Regions from separate parts of the Mus musculus genome. Here region 1 is linked to region 2. Evidence: chromatin contacts called from ENCODE POLR2A ChIA-PET data. All regions are on one chromosome and are shown on one strand. The core of a region is the stretch at or near the end of the contact, and the rest is flanking DNA. Distances in the headings are between cores, read along the strand shown. Region 1 holds the start of Ehbp1l1 (EH domain binding protein 1-like 1). Region 2 holds the start of Cfl1 (cofilin 1, non-muscle).

Region 1 (5,688 bases), core at 118-2,617, 240 kb after region 2:
CTGCTGTGTTAGCCTAACTAGTTCTTACGCTCCCTTACCCTTTACGGTATAAAGGGCCTCCGGGTACACTCAGCATGTTCAAGGCTGATGATTAATGGTGCTACCCCCAAAGACCCCAGCCTCTGCTCCTTCGCCTCCTTAGACCCCATGGTTCCGGCCTACCCCAGCTCTTCCCCCTTGGGAGTCTATATTTAGCCCTGCCTGGCCTGTGAGGCCCCCACAGCTGTGCCCTAATCCAGCCAAGGGAAGCTGACACCGGTGAGCACATATATTTAGGGTGTGACGCAGGGGCCTGGGCAGCTGCCCGGTGGGGACATGTGAGCCAGATGCCCCCAGGGGCCCTTGACAGTCCAATACAAGACCTGTCCTCTCTTGCAAGTCGTCCCCTCACCCAACTCTCTTTCCCTCCACGGACCCTCTCCTGAACCCACCAGCTCCTAGGACTTCAGGCCCCTTTAAGCCTCTCCCCGCCTCCCTGTTATCCATCCAAGCTCAGTTTCCCCTTTTAAGGACATTGTGGAGACAGCACCAGCTTCTGGGGCCCACTCTGGCTGAAGGGGGAGGGGCTGAAAAAGAGAAGGCCACATTTTCACCCTGAACTGGACTAGGAACCATGAAGTCTTTTCCACCCAAAGCCCCCTGGAGCCCTAAAATCTTGTTCCGTTTTCCACTGCTACCCTAGACCGCTGTCCTTGGCTTGAGGGCTTCTCCCCGAGTCCTGACCACAGCCGATTTAATGTGGGCCCAGGCTGATTCTCCCAAAGCCACCGAGTCTTGACCCCCACAAGGTTCTCCACAACAGGAGTCCCCCCAACCTGCCAGGCACTTCAGTGTCTGGAATACCTAGGATGGGAACCCCTTTAGCCTTTAGACTTGAGAGGATTTTTTTTCCAGGTTCAAACGAGTCAAACTAAGTTGAGTCCCACATCAGTCTTAGGGGACTCCCTCAGGCCCCGCTTCTACTCACCACTTCTTGGTGCACTCCAACACCAGTTCATGGTAACACGCCACAAACTGGAACTTGGCGGCCCGCTTGCCAACCCGCTGCAGGCGCTTCCACACTGAAGTCATGGCCTGAGGAACTCTGCCGGATCTCTTCTCAGGCTTGGGACTCCCTCTTGCCCACCACTGCTGGCTCAGCCAGGGTCCCCATGGTCTCTGGAGCTCTTTTCTTTGTCACCGGATCTGTCCGCCCCGTCCGTGTAGATATGTCTGAGGTTTAGACCTAGGCTGAGTTTGCCCGGGGTCCGCCTGGTGGGCTGGCTGAGTCTGCGGGGCCGTCGCGGCGCGTCGAGCTGGTCTCAGCTCAAGAGTAGCGAGCGCGCCGTTTCCTGGAGCCGCACCCCCCCCCCTCGCCCCGCGTCCGAAGGCGGGCGGGGCTGCAGCGCGGGGCGGGGCGACCCTGCTTCCGGGATCTAGCGTCCGGACTTGGACACCCGGGTACCCGGTTCGGGGGTGGAAGGAATGAGTACCGATCGCAAAGCCGGTTTGATGGGCGCCCGCGAGTCAAATGGGGTTAGGGTGACGTGTGAGCTCCAAGAGGTGGCAGCCCTCAACTTGGTGCCACCCTCCAAAAGAGCTGCCTCTGCTGTCTCCCTTATATCTGCAACCTTGGTACTGGTTGGTACCCCATTTCCCAAGCTTGTAAAGTAGAGACCTAGAAAGGAAAAGAACCGTCCACTGAGCCAGAGTTAACGGTTCTTAACTCTGGGGTGGGAGATTCTTGTTAGCACCCATGCAGAGCCCCAGAGCCAGCCTTGGTGAGATATACCTAGAGTCTCCAAACCTGACTCCTCATATGGCACAAGGGAAAACAATCCTCACATCTCACAAGCAGTGAAAGGTTCTGTCTGTCTGTCTGTCTGGTGCCCCCCCCCCCCCCGAGACAGGGTTTTTCTGTCCTGGAACTCACTTTGTAGATCAGGCTGGCCTCAAACTCACTAGTTTTTACTAAAGAGTGCCACCCTGAACAAAGCACACACTCTGCGCCTCAGTTTTGAAGTCTGTTAAATGGGGCCAATTACAGTTCTATCTTTTATGTATGTCATTGAAGTCTGAAGATGGGGAAAGCGGTTGGCTTAGGGCTGGGCTGATTTTGTCTCATTACGCGCAATCCGTTATCAGAACTAGAGAAAATATGTACATGGGTGGTTTTTGCTCCTCCCCTGGGAAGTCCCTGGGGCGTTAGCTGCTGTGTTAACACCTAGATTAGACTCCTTATCGCTCACACATCCAATTCACACTGTAATGAGCCTTGCAAGGTGTTTTATACCCAGCTAGAGAGATGGCCTGGAGCAACACATCAACGTGTCACCTGCCTGGTAACCCTCAATTTGGTTAGGATGTCTGGTCTTGCAGGCGTGTTAGCCTATCGGCATCTTCAGCAGGCAAGTGACTATGGTAGGAGGTGGGGATGAGGATGCTTGGGTGCAACTTTGAGAATGTGCAGGCTTATTCCTGTGGGCTGAACACCCAGTTTTGTCTATCATATCGCTGTGGTCCTCTGCTTCCTCTCTACGGAAGCAGTTTATGTGCAACCCTACAGGTCCTTCGTGCTGTCTCGGGGTAGGCTGGGTGCTCTGAGACTGCAGCACAGGGGCCTGAGCCAGGCGAAACGATGCTCTGAGCCCGGCTGCCATCTCCCTCCCTTCCAAGGCTTGTCTACAAACTGAAACTTGTTTACTCCTTTCGGCCTCCACACCCCTCCTTCCCAGCAATCCCTACAGCTCACGGGGCACCAACTCTAAGACTCTTCTTGGACCTTTCCCTATTCATGGGGATGGGCCCCTGGGTCAGGCAGCTCCGGCCCACCCATTTCCTGTGCCAACTCCTCCCAGCACGGGAGGTGGAAAGTTTCTCTCCTCAAGATGGGCGGCTCCTTCCTTCCCAAAAGGCTCAAAGCAAGGCGGAAGGGCATGCTGGGTTCGAAAACGTAGAGCCCAAGGGGAAAAGACTTGACCGCTTTCATATTGCTGCAGGGCCAGCTTCCAACCTTGCCCGCAAGAGGGAAGATTCGCATCTCACGCCCATTAAGCCTTTCGCTAGGGGGTCTTGGGCGCCACCTGCCGGCAGAACGTAGACTACACTTGCCAGAAAACTATTCCCCAACCCAGTACCAATTAACCAGGCAATCACAATACAATGCTGAAATTATTTATTTTCCCGCCCAGGAACTGGCCGCTAAACTTAAATATCCAGCATAAAGACCTTAGCCTTTCTGGTCGTGGGTGGCTACAGAGGTGGGTTCTGGAGCCCTTGTCCCAGGCAATGAACCCCTGGGGCCACTGGTAGGGATGCCGCTGAGCCAGCAGCTGCAAGAGGCAGCAAAAGACGAAAAAGAGATGAGAGCTAGGCACTCATCCCAGTCCCAGAGATGCAAACGGGAGTGCAAGACGCTTTGGGCCCCACAGTCAGACTAAGGGCTGGCCAAGCTAGGGTGCACACATGTGGGAGAAGTGGAAGCCCAGGACACTGGGCACAGGCTGCAATCTTGACCGCTTTGCCTGATGGGTATAATGCCTTGCCCTCCTGAAGTGAGGTGAGGTGGTACCGGTAAAAGAGCAGGCACTGTAGACTAAGGACTTGCTGAAGGGCAAGTTTTGAGCCTTTTGTATGGGTGCGTTCCTATCCACCTCAGCTTTCAAAGGCTGATTTGGAAAGCATCCTGCAACCACTGGTCACGGGCATTGTGAGTCTGGGGTACGGTGAGGGGTGGAGGGTCTGGGGGCAGGCTGGCATCAGGAGGCTCCTCGTCATCAGACAGGCCGGCATCAGGTGGGTAGGAGCTGTCCGAGTGCAGAGAGGATGACAGGTCCTGGCACAAGCTCAGGTCTTGGCACAGATGCTTGTAGTCCTGGATCGACTCGTACAGGCCCCACAGCTGGCACAACAGGGACATATCCAGCTGTCGCAGCCCCACCTACAGACAACTGACAGTGGGCTGGAGTTGGGGGTCCGGGCCACCCCCAGAATTCCCACCGTGGACGACAACCCTATCCAATCTTCCTGCACCTTTAAGTGAAAGTTCTGAGAACAGATGGTACTTGCCAACTGTGAAACCTTCCAGCCAGTCCTTGGCCCTCATTTATACAATGGGGTAACATTGTCCAGCAAGATGAAATCAGGCAAGTTTTTAAAAATGCAACAATTGCTACACATTACTATCAGTGCTGTCCTAAAGCCCCGTGACCAGATGCTTCCTGCTGGACCTGAGATGAGGAAGCGGATCCCAGACTTATTTCTGCCCTCTTCAGAGCTACTACCCTGGCGAGGCGCCCACCTACTCACCATCTCCTTGCGCAGCGCGGCTAGTGCAGAGTCGAGGTTAACCGGGCGGCGCGGGCCCGCTGCAGAACCTGAGTTAGCAGATCCAGCGGCATGGCGAGGACCATCCGGGGCGCGGGCGGCACGACTCAGTTCGTCGTGGATGCGGCTCCGTTGGCTGTAGACACGCTCCAGCTCCCTCCACGAGCCCCCACTAGCGTTAAGAAGGCCGCTGAGGCCGCGCGGTAGCGGCGGGAGCCCGGCCAGAGCGCAGCCCGCGCCGCCCGGCGCCTCAGTCGCGGGCAGCCCGTTCATAGCCAGGCAGGCGTGGACCACGATGCCGCCTGGACCCCTCTTACGTTTTCAGCGGGCTGTTGCCCAGAGAACCAGCTCTCCGTGGCCCGGTCTCCGGAGAGATCTCAGCCACCGCCCGCAGGCCGTGCTTTGTTCCGTCCCCGACTCCTAGGACTCCGCCTATGCTCCACCCCCCTGCATGGGCGGGGCCTCTCTTAACGCGGCGATGACCCTGGAGCGAAAAACCCATCAAAGAACTGGATGGGACAGGGGAGGCCGAAAGGGTCAGAAACGGTTTTTTGGCGACCTTTTGCTGCCTCATTCCTATACAATGTGTCCTCTCCCAAGGGAAGGATTCTAAAAGCACGGGGATGTGGGAGGCCCGAGTCTGGGGTAGGAAGGTAAGACTGTGCCTGACTCTTACAGTGCATCACTGCCCCTCCCCACAATTTGTCAACATCCTAGCAGCCAGAAGATGGAGAAAGATGGTAGAGTCAGGATGGTTAAAGGAAGGAAAGGAAGCCACCAAAGGGACTGAAACTTCAAATGGCACTCAAGTGGAGGAAAGGGGGTACTGGGTCAGAGACAATGATTAGTGGCCCAGCCTTTGGGAAGACTGAGGTCAGTCCTTGGAATAAGGTGTCACTTATCCCTCTGCCATTTACTTCTTGTCCTGAATGCAGAACTTCACCATTCAGGTAGAAAAGACCATGGAAAGGTGAGATGCCAAAAGCAAGGAAAACCATCGAGGAGAACTGGGGCTCACATGCACACTCAGAACCAAGAAAGAACAAACCACGCGGAGGAAAAACTGTTTTTCTGGAGGGTTTTTCTCAGGGGAACAGGGATCAGGATAGAGGTCTCAGTGATCCAGCTGTTTCAGGCTGCCTAGGGCCTCGGCGCAAGCCCGGATAAGCCCACAGAGCTGGATACTAGTCTCCAAGGAGGTGCTAGAGCCCAGCTCGACTGACGCCCAGGTTAGCTTCTGCAGGAGGGCCGTCTGTGTGGAAGCCACCGCGTCCGTATTTGGAGGTGCAGCCGGAAGAGGAGGCGCCTGGGCTGCCTTGAGCCCGGCTGCTGCGCCTTCACAGTGCTCTGGACGGGGTACTGGTGGCTGGGATGGGGGCCGAG
Region 2 (5,846 bases), core at 1,533-4,032:
ACCACGTTGTGAGGGGGTAATTTGAAGCCAGAGTAGACACAGCCTGCACCTAAGAAATTTAGGAGACACCAACTCCCTGAGGTGCTCACCGCCTGATGCTAGGTGCTGCTTCAGCTTTTCGTCCAGCATGCGGCAGAGCCTGTCTCCGAAGTGCTGGAGTATCTTGGCTTCCTTCCCGCTGCGCAATGGTAGCGGGTACCGTTGGAGGGAGCGCAATGCCTGGCGAACACAAGGGAGAAGAGAGCTTATCAAACTAGGATTCACGGATCACCTGACTCTGCCAGAGCACTGTCACCAGAAACAGCTGGGACTCACCTTTTGAAACACGAAACGCGTGTGGCGCCCCCTGCTGGCTGCCTCGTCCCGCCACTCGGTCAGCCAACGAACGAAGAGCGGGTTGGGGCAAACGGGCAGCGGACGCTTCCGGCCCAGGCGGACCGGCTCCGCCATAAGAACTAGACTGGCTCCTTCAGAGTCTCAAAAAACCCCTGAGACTAGGATCGCGACAATTCAGTTGGTATAAGAACACTTGTTTGAGGGTAGGGTCTCTCCAACCTAGCAGGGCACCAGCTCATGGAATGACCTCCTTTCGCCATGTACTATGCAGTAAGAGGCTAGCTCGGTTTGCACGGCCTTTCCTTAGAACCGCCCCCATTCGCCCGCCGGCACCAGCCTTTTGGACAGGCCCCACCCAGGCCATGGAGCTTTGACCCACCCTTTCCTCTCACCCAAAAATTCGAGAGCAGACTCTTTTTTTTTGTGTACTGACTGTTAAAAAGGAGGACAGCGCCCCCTGTGACTGGGAGGGCCGGTGTGGGGGTACACTCAGAAACCTGAACTTGGCTTGCTTCAAGGTCTCATAAGGCTATTTCAGGCTCACTATCGTAGAAGAGGCTGGGAAAAAGAGGGCTTAAGAAAAGTGGAGGAGAGGGACGGACACAAGTCCAAGAATATTTGTGGGAGGGACATCTTAAAGGGGTACAAGGAATGAAATAAAGCTAAGGCAGAAGCAGAAAGATCTCGAAATGTGCCAAGTCGGGGATATTTGTGCACAGAAGACTCAGGCTAGGTGAATGGCGAAGATGTGTATTTAATTCCTCCCTTTCAAGGAGGAATAAGAGGTGTATCCTAGAAGGTGGAGAGTTCGAATGTGGGCACATGGTTGGATCCCGGGGATGCTAGTTAGACACTTCGCTTCTGTGGCTCATTAAAAGTGAAGGAGCCTCAGGGAGGATGAAGGTGGGAACCTTGCTGGGGCAGGGATGTCTCAAGCTGAGGGACACAGGGCTCAATAGAACATAGAGGTCCCTTCAGTGTTTGGAACAACGCACGGTCTTCAGCTGTCACGCTGTCACTCCGGAAGTCGTCGGGAGCCCAATTCGCAGACCCTCTTCTCAGTCTAGCTTTTGTGCACCCGCCTCTTTCCTCAAGCAGCCTTATAAGGAGCCTGCAGCTGGCGCTTGGACTGGGCACGCCCTCTGGAGGCTTATGCCCTAATAAGGACATCTAGGGCATCCCGCGACCAGGGGCGGAAGGAGTGCGTCTCCAGGGTAACTGCGTGGCCCCTCCCCCCGTTGCTCTGGGAAACTGCTAGTCTCGAAAAAGGTGGAGCCAGCCTTCTCCTTAGGAGGGGCCCTTGGGAGAGAAGGGGGTCAAGCTTCGGCCTCCACCTGGAGCTCCAGCAGTGTAGCCCACGGGTGCAGTCACCTGGAGCTCCCGCAGTGTAGCCCACGGGTGCAGTCTGACTACAATCCCCTGACTACAACCCCCGGCATCCTCTGCGTGCTGCCTCGCTCCTGGGGAAGCTCCTCTTTTACACCCTTTATTCAGCTTGGGGAGGTCAAGGGCCCCGGTTTCCTTTGCCTCTGAGTTGTTTGCGACTTTGCCCTTTTTTTCTAAGGCCATGGTCATTGTTTCAGGTCAGAGAAATTCTCCTGGAGTTCCCACCCCAGTTTATTTTAAACTTTTGCTTTCATATAGATTCTCTTCAGTCTTTGTGCTAAAATGATCATAAACCTATCAACTCTGGAATTAAATTGAAGTATTCCTTTTCCTGTATCGTAAAAGAAACATAAAGAAGTTTTTTTTTTGTTTTGTTTTGTTTTGTTTTGTTTTTTGATTTTTCAAGACAGGGTTTCTCTGTGTAGCCCTGGCTGTCCTGGAACTCACTTTGTAGACCAGGCTTGCCTCGCACTCAGAAATCCGCCTGCCTCTGCCTCCCGAGTGCTGGGATTAAAGGTGTGCGCCACCATGCCCGGCCATAAGGAAATTTTTAGTGCACAACTCTTCACCCTTCCCCCATGAATTACGTTTGATCTAACAATTTGCCAAACGTCTTTAGACAACGCCAAAGCTCTCAAACTTTTTATGTTAGCATTTCCTGTTTTTTAAAAAATCCTATTTGTTGAAATTTTACTCCACGGGAGCATTTCTATTGGCTTGAAGACACCGTTATACTTGGCGATTCTCTTTTCTGTGAGAGAGGATCCCAAGCTGATGATTCAAAATCTTTTTTCAGGAACCATAAAGAACAAAAAACCACTTAATTTCTGGGATAAAGAAAGTAGAGAATTATATTCAGGTCATTTTTATCAAACGATGGGCCTCTGGCTCAGAGCGTTTTTTGGTCCATTGCACCAATGGGCTCACTCTCCGTGCAACAGCCCACGCCTCTCGGCCTCCGCCTACTCTGCGCCTCAAGCTCTGCGGAACCCGGTAGCAGCTAGTTCTATTTCGGTGCAAAATCCTCGGACTTCACTTCCCGTCGGCCCGCGCGGCAAGCGCCGGAAGGCCGCCCCGCCCCTCATTGTGCGGCTCCTACTAAACGGAAGGGGCCGGGAGAGGCCGCGTTCAGTCGGATCCCGGCAGCAGCTGCGGCGGCTCAGGTCTTCAGTTGCTCTTTCTGTCTCCCTTTCGTTTCCGGAAACATGGTGAGCATTAGGCCACTGCGCCCGAGGGAAGTGGGTTCGTGATCCGTCGCTTGCGCGCCGGGCGGGGTGGGGGCGGCAGAGAAGCGGTCTTGGTATCCCATCCCCCAGCACCCCGAGCGAGATTAAGGGTCTCATTGAAGGGCAGGCCGCGCGTGCGCGCCTCCGGGCGCTGGGAAGGGCCGATTCGGACGTCGCTCGCGCGCCCCCTGGCTCCTCTCCCCTCCCCCATCCTGCCTTTGCGCCAGCGCGGCCACTGGCCGTGGGGGAGGGGTCCAGTGTGCGGGGCCTCGGGCAACGCTCGCTGGTTCTCGATGGCGCGCGCTGGACCAGAGCACGCGGCATCCAAACCCTGGCCCGGGGCCGCTAGGGAAAAGCGCGCGAGGTGTCGGCGCGCGCCCCACCCAAGGGCTGTTCCCTTCCCCGCATCATCCTCCCTCTGCGGCTAGGTTGGTCTCCACAGCAGGTGGCAGGGATTCCGCCGTCAGGGCGGGGCGGGGGCGGCCGCGGTGTGGCTCTGGGAGATGCTGAGGCATCGGGGAACCTGATTGAGACGCTGGTTCTGGAGCCTTCTTGCAACACGAGTCACGGAGTGGGTTCCTGTACAGGCTATCGCCCCACTTCTAGAAAGAGCGATTACACACTCCATTCTGTAGTCACTGTACCTCGGGCTAGAGCTAGAACAGCGCGTGCGCACATGCTTGGGCCCTGCCATCCCGGCTGCAGCTCTAGCCGAGCTAGGCCTTTTGCTGCTCTGCCGGATGGGGCCGAGGGTGGAGCCGCGTTTAGGGAAGTGACCGAGGCGGGTACCGCCCGGAAGCCACCAGCTTTTATGCTTAGCCTGAGGGCACGGGAAACTGTTTTTTGGAGTGAGACTGGCCAGAGCTACCTCTCCAGCTGACTGCGTTTACGCCTATTCCTAAAGGCGAGCCTTAGGCGTTGAGACATCTGAGGTCCGGCCGCCTCGCTGCCTCTGGGCTACGAGTGTCTCTTGGGGAGGCCCTGAACCTAGTCCAATCTTTCTCCGCCTACTCCGGAAGCGGGTGAATCACGTGGCTAGCTTCCTCTGCAGTTCCATGGTGGTGGTGGGGAGGGTTGGTTGTAGATTTCTGATTGGGTCGTCCCCCAGGGCCGTACAAAGCAGAAAGTTTTCGGCGATTTGGGGCATCACAGTTTGACCTATTAATTTGTCAGTCTTTTTTTTTTTTTAAAGGACTCACCATTCTTGGATGACAGGGAGTTGTCCAGCAGGGCCTTAATTAAGGGTTGTAATTCTTGTGTATGGGAGATCTCGGCAGGAAAGAGTGTCATTTATACAATGACTGCATTTCTAATGAGCAATAAACTACCGAGCAGCTCTTGGTGTCTGTGAATTTCTGGTGTTCTGATTCTCTTTCCTGGAGATGAGACTATGGCCCAGGAGTTTGGTGTTTTGTATCTATCCTATGCTGGCATTTTAATCAGTATCTTTCGGGTTCTTTGAATCTGGTGTTCACAACTCAGCAAGTTTTTGTTTTCTTTTTGGCTTTTTTTTAAGAGACAGGATTTCTCTGCATTGCCCCTGCTGTCCTGGAACTCATTCTATAGATCTAAGACTGGTTTCAGACTAAGAGAAAGGCGTGTTCTACCACTCTTGGCTAAGGTCTTCTTTTTAATAAGTACTGTTCTAACATTTATGGGGATGTTGAACTAGATAATTGGATCTCTCCCTTGCAGGAGGTTTGTCCTAACTAGTTCTTAGATGATGAATTGGATAGGGAAAAAAGTCTGCAGGGACATTACTAATCTGTGTGGGGCTGAGAAGTGTGTTTGTTACTCTGACTGAGGTTTCCTGTAACTGCAAAGAATACCCCAGAATCCTTTCCCTTACAAGGCGTATTTTTGATTTGTCCCTCAGGCCTCTGGTGTGGCTGTCTCTGATGGTGTCATCAAGGTGTTCAATGACATGAAGGTTCGCAAGTCTTCAACACCAGAAGAAGTGAAGAAACGCAAGAAGGCGGTGCTCTTTTGCCTGAGTGAGGACAAGAAGAACATCATCCTGGAGGAGGGCAAGGAGATCCTGGTAGGAGATGTGGGGCAGACTGTGGACGACCCCTACACCACTTTTGTCAAGATGCTGCCAGACAAGGACTGCCGCTATGCACTCTATGATGCAACCTATGAGACCAAGGAGAGCAAGAAGGAGGACCTGGTGTTCATCTTCTGGTGAGCTCCGTATTCAGGCTCTTCTGCCTGCCTCTGGTTCCCTTTCTCAGAGCTTAACGGAAATTATTCCAGGTGTGGGGGGTGCCAGGGTTGTAACAACCCTTCCAGTGAGGAGCTAGGTGTGGTGGTACCCACACCTTTAGTCCCAGCTTGAGGGAGGCAAAGGCAGGCAGATGCCTGTGAGTTTGAGCCTAACCTGGTCTACAGAAAGACCCTGTGTTTCAAAAACAAAAACTAGTGAGGAACTTGGGGAAAAGAAAATCCCTGCTGTTAGAGTATCCTAAAAGTTTCTTTTCTTGAGTCATTATTCCCTGGATGTAGCTGCAGCCTTTTCTTTGCTTTGTCTTTAGGGCCCCCGAGAATGCACCCCTCAAGAGCAAAATGATCTATGCCAGCTCCAAGGATGCCATCAAGAAGAAGCTGACAGGTAAGGATCCCTCCTTCTGCAAAAGTCATGGGCGCAGTCTCCTGCTAGCTGCTACCTTCCTCCTCTCATCTGCTCCGCCGGCTCCTTCCCAGATAGAACTCCACCCCACCCCAGTGCTTCCTGCTCACTGCTCTCTTTTCACCCTGTAGGAATCAAGCATGAATTACAAGCTAACTGCTACGAGGAGGTCAAGGACCGCTGCACCCTGGCAGAGAAACTAGGTGGCAGCGCCGTCATTTCCCTGGAGGGCAAGCCTTTGTGAGCCACCTCCAGCCCCCTGCCTGGAG

The links. ChIA-PET counts read pairs that join two places held with the same protein, here RNA polymerase II (POLR2A).
Region 1: POLR2A ChIA-PET joins it to region 2 with 10 read pairs in Patski. The contact joins the promoter of Ehbp1l1 here to the promoter of Cfl1 in region 2. POLR2A ChIA-PET finds 5 or more read pairs at or near these places in 4 of 5 experiments (Patski and embryonic stem cell).

What each region holds. Positions count from the first base shown.
Region 1 is chr19:5,724,950-5,730,637 of GRCm38, forward strand. It overlaps Ehbp1l1 (EH domain binding protein 1-like 1), which reads right to left and starts at 1,368. Exons shown (of 19, transcript NM_053252.3): 1 at 968-1,368. The coding sequence starts at 1,071. It overlaps Fam89b (family with sequence similarity 89, member B), which reads right to left and starts at 4,717. Exons shown (of 2, transcript NM_181452.2): 1 at 4,288-4,717; 2 at 3,138-3,919. The coding sequence starts at 4,578. The coding sequence ends at 3,641. It overlaps Znrd2 (zinc ribbon domain containing 2), which reads right to left. Exons shown (of 4, transcript NM_020491.5): 4 at 5,357-5,688. The coding sequence ends at 5,420.
Region 2 is chr19:5,487,673-5,493,518 of GRCm38, forward strand. Cfl1 (cofilin 1, non-muscle) reads left to right here and starts at 2,783. Exons shown (of 4, transcript NM_007687.5): 1 at 2,783-2,930; 2 at 4,825-5,132; 3 at 5,483-5,559; 4 at 5,709-5,846. The coding sequence starts at 2,928. The coding sequence ends at 5,821. Mus81 (MUS81 structure-specific endonuclease subunit) reads right to left here and starts at 707. Exons shown (of 16, transcript NM_027877.4): 1 at 316-707; 2 at 90-219. The coding sequence starts at 450.